Linked DNA regions of Homo sapiens: region 1 is linked to region 2. Evidence: chromatin contacts called from ENCODE Hi-C or POLR2A ChIA-PET data. All regions are on one chromosome and are shown on one strand. The core of a region is the stretch at or near the end of the contact, and the rest is flanking DNA. Distances in the headings are between cores, read along the strand shown.

Evidence for each region. A loop is a pair of places that touch in the nucleus more often than their neighbours do. ChIA-PET counts read pairs that join two places held with the same protein, here RNA polymerase II (POLR2A). Pooled maps may share reads with other maps.
Region 1: a pooled map shows a loop between it and region 2 (2.0-fold over the local background). The contact joins the promoter of STING1 here to the enhancer-like site in region 2. A Hi-C loop is called at or near these places in 2 of 50 pooled maps. POLR2A ChIA-PET finds 5 or more read pairs at or near these places in 9 of 52 experiments (A549, B cell, CD4-positive, alpha-beta T cell and 6 more).

The regions. Positions count from the first base shown.
Region 1 is chr5:139,480,345-139,484,503 of GRCh38, reverse strand. It overlaps STING1 (stimulator of interferon response cGAMP interactor 1), which reads left to right and starts at 1,746. Exons shown (of 8, transcript NM_198282.4): 1 at 1,746-1,954; 2 at 2,202-2,294; 3 at 2,800-3,026; 4 at 3,162-3,345; 5 at 3,606-3,714. The coding sequence starts at 2,800. It also overlaps the pseudogene LOC101059986. RefSeq lists enhancers at 1,574-1,693, 1,704-1,833, 2,354-2,583 and a silencer at 3,186-3,480.
Region 2 is chr5:139,541,433-139,545,530 of GRCh38, reverse strand. It overlaps a transcript of UBE2D2 not described here. Among named protein-coding and RNA genes, the nearest start is that of UBE2D2, 18 kb to the left of the region's middle. RefSeq lists a silencer at 1,975-2,064 and an enhancer at 1,938-2,499. Within about 2 kb of position 2,035, at least 22 of the 41 ENCODE cell types and tissues checked have a DNase peak (open chromatin) inside an H3K27ac peak, as active enhancers do; they include B cell and endothelial cell of umbilical vein, where a contact is called at or near this core.

The sequences.
Region 1 (4,159 bases), core at 497-2,996, 61 kb after region 2:
CTTCCCTTCCCTTCCCTTCCTTCCTTTCTCTCTCTCTCTTTTTCTTTCTTTCTTCTCTTTTTTTTTTTTTTGAGACGGAGTTTTGCTCTTGTCGCCCAGGCTGGAGTGCAATGGCACGATCTCGGCTCAGTGCAACCTCCGCCTCCCAGGTTCAAGCAGTTCTCCTGCCTCAGCCTCCCAAGAAGCTGGGATTACAGGCATGCGCCATCACGCCCAGCTAATTTTTTGTATTTTTAGTAGAGATGGGGTTTCTCCATGTTGGTCAGGATGGTCTTGAACTCCTGACCTCAGGTGATCTGCCTGCCTTGGCCTCCCAAATTGCTGGGATTATAGGAGTGAGCCACTGCACCCGGCCTTTTTTTTTTTTTTTTTTGAGATGGAGTTTGACTCTTGTTGCCGAGGCTGGAGTGCAGTGGCATGATCTCGGCTCACCGCAAGCTCCGCCTCCTGGGTTCAAGCGATTCTCCTGCCTCAGCCTCCTGAGTAGCTGGGATTATAGGCACCCGCCACCACGCCCAGCGAATTTTTTGTACTTTTAGTAGAGATGGGGTTTCACTATGTTGGCCAGGCTGGTCTCGAACTCCTGACCTCAAGTGATCCATTTGCCTTGGCCTCCCAAAGTGCGAGGATTACAAGGATGAGCCATTGCGCCTGGCCTATTTTTTTTTTTTTTTTTTTGAGATAGGGTATCACTCTGTCACTTAGGCTGGAGTGCAGTGGTGCCATCACAACTCACTGCAACCTCTACCTCCAGGGGTCAAGTGATGCTCCCACCTCAGCCTCCCAAGTAGCTGGGACTATAGGCGTGTTCCGTCATGCTTGGCTAATTTTTTTTTTTTTTTTTTGTAGAGATGGGATCTCCCTGTGTTGCTTAGGCTGGTCTCAAACTTCTGGGCTCAAGTGATCCTCCTGCCTTGGCCTCCCAAAGTGCTGGGATTACTGGAATGAAATCAAGGCACAGAGCAAGCTGGGCTTTGGAGCAACCCACCAGGCTTCAAGTCCCCACTCTCAATTACTTAAACCAGTTATTTCACCTCCCTGAGCCTCGGATTATCCATCTATAAAATGGGGCTAGAATTATACCTACCTGACAGGGTGGCTGGTGAAATGATATACAAGTGAAGTGATATATGCAACACTTGGCATAATGTCTGGAACAAGGTAAACACTTTATTATTATTATTATTATTATAATTTAGGTTGATGCATGGGGATTTTATAACCTACACTCAAACAATGTAGGTCAGATCATTTTTCTTTTCTTTTCTTTTCTTTTCTTTTGAGACAGTCTCGCTCTTGTTGCCCAGGCTGGAGTGCAGTGGCCTAATCTCTGCTCACTGCAACTTCCACCTCTCAGGTTCCAGCGATTCTCCTGCCTCAGCCTCCCAAGTAGCTAAGATTACAAGCGCCCACCACCACGCCTGGCTAATTTTTGTTTTTAGTAGAGATGGGGTTTCACCATGTTGCTCAGGCTGGTCTTGAACTCCTGACCTCAAGTGATCCACCCATCTCGGCCTCCCAAAGCGCTGGGATTACAGGCATGAGCCACTGTGCCAGGCCTGCAATTACTTTTGCTCCTACCTAATATCATCCCCACAACCGCCTTCTGGGCAGAAACCGGCAGGCTCTCTTGGAGAAGTCACAGGCGTGGCCATTTCCTGCAAAGAGCCAAACCCCCATTCCTCTGTGCCCCTCCTCTCCCACCAAGTGCTTTATAAAAATAGCTCTTGTTACCGGAAATAACTGTTCATTTTTCACTCCTCCCTCCTAGGTCACACTTTTCAGAAAAAGAATCTGCATCCTGGAAACCAGAAGAAAAATATGAGACGGGGAATCATCGTGTGATGTGTGTGCTGCCTTTGGCTGAGTGTGTGGAGTCCTGCTCAGGTGTTAGGTACAGTGTGTTTGATCGTGGTGGCTTGAGGGGAACCCGCTGTTCAGAGCTGTGACTGCGGTGAGTGTTTCTAAACACCCTTGGTTTGGGGGTAGCAAAGGGCAATGGAATGGAGGCTTTCTCAAACCTCACCCCTGACCCCAGGACTCAGGCCCAGCTCATCAGGGCTTTGAGGGAAGGTTCCTACCTCCCTTCCTGAGGAACAGGAAATACCCTCCTTCCCAGCACCAGTAAAGCTGCGGTTTGGAGAAACGCCAGGGCTAGAGTGTTGTGGAGAAACCAATCGTTGTTAACATCTCATTTTCAGGCTGCACTCAGAGAAGCTGCCCTTGGCTGCTCGTAGCGCCGGGCCTTCTCTCCTCGTCATCATCCAGAGCAGCCAGTGTCCGGGAGGCAGAAGGTAGGCTCAAGATCAGCCTGGCAGAACGCCAAACCTAGGGCCCCTGGCACCCAGAGGCGAGGGGGTGCCTGCTGGCTGCCCTGTCCCCACTCCCTGAGCTCTGTTTTCCACTTTGTTGACTAAGGTCCTCCCTGGGGTGGGTTCCGGGGACAGGGGAACCCAGGTCCCCAAGGGTTCTTGGTTGGGTACGGCTGCACAGGACAGCTTCAAGTCTGGGTCTGGGATAGTTGCTGCCTTCTTTCTTCACCACACCTGTGGTCTCCCTGGGTCTTGGTGGGGCGTGTATGTGCAGGCCCTGCTCTGTTTTCAGCAAACCTCGCTGAGACAGGAGCTTTGGGGTGACTTATTCCCAGCCTGCCTCCTAGAGGTGTCTCTAAGAGCAGCCTCTGGGAGTGGCTGGGCACCAGGGAAAGGGGAACTGGGAGGAAGTGCCCAGCCAGAGCCTCAGTCCCAGAAGGGCAGGAGGGCAAGGGGAGAATGGTCATGGATTTCTTGGTGCCCACAGATGCCCCACTCCAGCCTGCATCCATCCATCCCGTGTCCCAGGGGTCACGGGGCCCAGAAGGCAGCCTTGGTTCTGCTGAGTGCCTGCCTGGTGACCCTTTGGGGGCTAGGAGAGCCACCAGAGCACACTCTCCGGTACCTGGTGCTCCACCTAGCCTCCCTGCAGCTGGGACTGCTGTTAAACGGGGTCTGCAGCCTGGCTGAGGAGCTGCGCCACATCCACTCCAGGTGACTCACTGCAGTACCCAGGGACGGGGTATCCAACGTGTGTCACTCCCTTGATGCCTAGCCCTGCCCCTCCTTGAACCTCTCTGGCTGAGCTGGGCTGGGGGCTGGGGTCTGGGGTCTGGCTGTCACTCACAGGTACCGGGGCAGCTACTGGAGGACTGTGCGGGCCTGCCTGGGCTGCCCCCTCCGCCGTGGGGCCCTGTTGCTGCTGTCCATCTATTTCTACTACTCCCTCCCAAATGCGGTCGGCCCGCCCTTCACTTGGATGCTTGCCCTCCTGGGCCTCTCGCAGGCACTGAACATCCTCCTGGGCCTCAAGGTATGACACAGGGGGAGGTAGAAGCTCTGGCCAAGTGGTGGCTGTGGCTGGTGTGACCTGCCCTGAGCTGAGTACTGGGAGTGGGACTGGTTTAAAGGCTGGAGTCCATGGAGTAGAACCTATAATGTCCTGGAACAGTGGGTTTGGCAATGGCAAAAGAGGGATCAAGTCAGGAGCAGGTTGGGAAGCCTTGGAGGAGGAGGAGGAGTTCTCTGGGTGTCCTTGATGGAGGCCCCCCAGCCACATCCTGCTGTCCACAGGGCCTGGCCCCAGCTGAGATCTCTGCAGTGTGTGAAAAAGGGAATTTCAACGTGGCCCATGGGCTGGCATGGTCATATTACATCGGATATCTGCGGCTGATCCTGCCAGGTGGGCCATCCTCTCTGCCCCCATTTCTCGATCTACAAAACAGACACTAAGACACACAGCCTCTTGTGTTTCTAAACACACAGAACTCACTATATTTTTCAAAGCATTTTCATGTCTACCAAATCCTTTAATCCCAAGGCATGAAGGATGTTGCTATGATGCCTAGTTTGCAGAAAGGAATATGGGGCTTAGAGCCATTAAGTGACTTGCCCAAGGTCACTTGTGAATTCTTTTTTTTTCTTTTTGAGAAGGAATCTCCCTCTGTCGCCCAGGCTAGAGTGCAGTGGTACCATCTCGGCTACTGCAACCTCCTCCTTCCAAGTTCAAGTGATTATCCTGGCTCAGGTTCCCGAGTAGCTGGGATTATAGGCACCCACCACAACGCCCGGCTAATTTTTGTATTTTTAGTAGAGACAGGGTTTCACCGTATTGGCCAGGCCGGTAC
Region 2 (4,098 bases), core at 786-3,285:
TACTTGAACCCGGGAGGCGGAAGTTGCAGTGAGCCTAGATCATGCCATTGTGCTCCAGCCTGGGCAACAGAGCGAGACTCCACCACAAAAAAAAATTAAAAAAAAAAAAGAAAATTTAAAATCTGGTAACACGCAATAGTAAAAAAAAAAAAATAGAAGACAAAGCTGAGAGCAGTGGCATATGCTTATAGTCTCAGCTACTCTAGAGGCCGAGGCAGGAGGATACCTTGAGTCCAGGAATTCAAGTCCGGCCTGTGCAACATAGAGATCCCTATCATATCTAAAAATAATAAAATTGAAGACAATCTATCCATCAATTGGGAAAAGTTAATTAGATTACCATAATTAATACTATGGAATACTATTCCACCATAAAAAGCGTGAGTTAGATCGAGTTAGATCTGTATGTCCCTATGGAAGAACTACCACAGCATTGTTGAGTTAAGAAAGCAGGCCAGGTGCAGTGGCTCACGCCTGAAATCCCAGCACTTTGGAAGGCCGAGGCGGGTGGATCACGAGGTCAAAAGATCGAGACCATCCTGGCCACCATGGTGAAACCCCATCTCTACTAAAAGTACAAAAAAAAATTAGCCGGGCGTGGTGATGCACACCTGTAGTCCCAGCTACTTGGGAGGCTGAGGCAGGAGAATCGCTTGAACCTGGGAGGCAGAGGTTGCAGTGAGCCGAGATCGCGCCACTGCACTCCAGCCTGGCAAAAGAGCAAGACTGTCTAAAAAAAGAAAAAAAAAAGCAAACTACAGTATAAAGTGGGTTACAGAAAGTCTCAATGATGTATTCATATGTAAAAAATTAAAGGAGCTGCACACTTAAATGTGCACTATTTATTGTAAGTTATACCTCAATAAAAGGTTTTCTTTAATCTTCATAAAATTTTGGGGTGTGTGTGTGTGTGTGTGTGTGTGGTTAGAATGCAGTAGCTTGGCAGGGCGCAGTGGCTCACGCCTGTAATACCAGCACTTGGGAGGCTGAGGTGGGTAGATCACCTGAGGTCAAGAGTTCAAGGCCAGCCTGGCCAACATGGTGAAACCCTGTCTCAACTAAAAGTACAAAAAAATTAGCTGAGCATTGTGGTGGACGCCTGTAATCCCAGCTACTTCGGGAGGCTGAGGCAGGAAAATCGCTTGAACCTGGGAGGTGGAGGTTGCGGTGATCCGAGATCGCGCCATTGCACTCCAGCCTGTGCGACAAGAGCAAAACTCTGTCTAAAAAAAAAAAAAAAATTGCAGTGGCTCACACCTGTAATCTCAGCACTTTGTGAGGCTGAGGTGGGAGGACTGCATGAGTTCCAGACCAGCCTGGGTAACGTCTCAAGACCTCATCTCTATTAAAAAAAAAAAAAAAGAAAGAAAGAAAAAAGATCTAGACAGATGAGTAACACATTTTTAACAGCAGTTACTTAGTTATCCCTGTGCAATTGCATGAGAAAGTGAAGGAAGATTCTTTCACTTTTTGCTTTATACTCTGTCACATTATTTACAGTTTAAATAAGCATATTTTGCTTTTGTTATCAACAACAAAGAAATAGAAAAAAATCCTTTGTCTTCTGTGGGGTTCCCTAAATCACTCCATTGACATTCCTGCTGCCTTCAATGGCTCTCTGTGGGAAAAGAAAATGAAGTGAACACCTGTCAAAGGCTTCATGCAAATTGTGCCTACTCCAGATAGTGTGATTGCTGATTTCCCTCTAATTTACATTAAGGAAATTGAACTTTTGGTTGAAGTCGGTCTTCTTTGAAGAAGGAAGCAGACGACATTTAATGCTATGGGCCTATTGTCACTTCAGCACTGCTCTCAGGAAAGAATTGGGATCTGGTGGCGAAGACCGGCGTGAACCGTATCACTTTTTAAATGCCTAAAGGCTGGTTTTGAGAGGCCCGAGTCGCTAGTGAGAAAGCTGCCTCTGCAGCCAGGCCCCTCCCTGGCGGCCCGAGGCTCCGTCCGGTCCCCCGTGTCGTCGCCGGGGCAGCTGGCGCCCTCCGGCGGGGTAAGGCCAGGACCAACCAGAACAGCGCCCTTCCTCTGCAGCCCGCCTACTGACGTGCAATCCAGGATCTACGTGGGTATAGAGGGAAGCTGGGCCCACGGAAGGCAGAATGGCCAAAGAGATGGATATAAAGTGGAGCGGGGAAAGGAGGACACCCTAACAGTTTGGCAGCTCACTGTGCCAAGCGTTCATCTTCCAGAATAATGTAACTAATGTAGGGTATATGTTCTCCATTAGTTCATAAAGGAGGGGTGTCACACAAAGTTTACCTTCTTCCCCCAGCCCCATGAAAATTTCTTTAATATTTTTGTTTAATTTAAAAAGTAACATATGCCAGGCACGGTGGCTCACGCCTGTAATCCTAGCACTTTGGGAGGCTGAGGCAGACGAATCACGAGGTCAGGAGTTCGAGACCAGCCTGACCAACATGGTGAAACCTCGTCTCTACTAAAAATACAAAAATTAGCCAGGCATGGTGGCGCGCGCCTGTAGTCCCAGCTTCTCAGGAGGCTGAGGCAGGAGAATCGCTTGAACCTGGGAGGCAGAGGTTGCAGTGAGCTGAGATCAGGCCACTGCACTCCATCCTGGACGACAGAGCGACTCCGTCTCAATGAACAAATAAAAAGTTACATATGTTTGTGTAAACTATTAAAACAACACAGAAACAAACCCATACAGTTGGCTTATTTTACTTAGCATGATGTCTTCTAGGTTCATCTATGTTGTAGCATGTGTAGAATTTATTTCCTTTTTAAGTCTGAATTATATGGATATTTATTATGTTTATCCCTTCATCTGCTGATGGACACTTGGGTTACTTCTACCTTTTGGCTATTGTGAGTAATGCTGCTATGAACCTGAGTGTTCTATAAAGAACTTTTATTTGTCAAAACTATGTCATGCCATGCCAGGCGTGGTGGCTGACCCCTGTAATCCCAGCACTTTGGGAGGCTGAGGCAGGCTGATGATTTGAGGTCAGGGGTTTGAGACCAGCCTAGCCAACACGGCAAAACCCCATCTCCACTAAAAATACAAAAATTAGCCACATATGCTTGCTTGAACCCAGGAGGCGGGGTTGCAGTGAGCCGAGATCCTGCCACTGCACTCCAGCCCAAGGTGAAAGAGTGAGACTCTATCTCCACAAAACAAAACAAAACAAACTGTATCATGCCATAGGTTAACAAAATAGTAGGTTAGGGAGTTTCTCTTAATAGAATTCTTCCAGGCTGAGTGTGGTGGCTCATGCCTGTAAGCCTGTTTCTCTACCACTCTACCTTCCCAGGAATAACTATCACTAACAAATGGTACTCGTGAATTCACACTTTTTGTTGTTGTTGTTGAGATGGAGTCTCGCTCTGTCGCCCAGGGTGGAATGCAGTGACACCATCTCAGCTCACTGCAACCTCCGCCTCCCAGGTTCAAGCAATTCTCCTGCCTCAGCCTCCTGAGTAGCTGGGATTACAGGTGCACGCCACCATGCCCGGCTACTTTTTGTATACTTAGTAGAGATGGGTTTTTGCCATGTTGGCCAGGCTGGTCTTGAACTCCTGACCTCAGGCGATCTGCCCACCTCAGCCTCCCAAAGTGCTGGGATTACAGTTGTGTGCCACCATACCCGGCTAATTTTTGTATTTTTAGTAGAGACAGGGTTTCACCATGTTGGCCAGGCCAGTCTCCAACTCCTGAACTCCAGTGATCCGCCATCCTCAGCCTCCCAAAATGCTGGGATTACAGGTGTGAGCCACTGAGCCCGGAGACTTTTTATTTTTATTATTTTTTTTTTGTAGGGTTGTTCTAGTTATGTTGCTCAGGCTAAACTCCAACTCCTGGAGTCAAATGATCCTCCCACCTCAGCTACTGAGTAGTTCTGACTACAGGTGCCAGCATTGAGCCCTATGTGTACCTTTTTTTTTTTTTTTTTTTTTTGAAATGGAGTCTAGCTCTGTGGCCCAGGCTGGAGTGCAGTGGCCCGATCTTGGCTCACTGCAACCTCTGCCTCCTGGATTCAAGCAATTCTCCTGCCTCAGCCTCCTGAGTAGCTGGGATTACAGGCGCCCACCACCATGCCTGGCTAATTTTTGTATTCTTAGTAG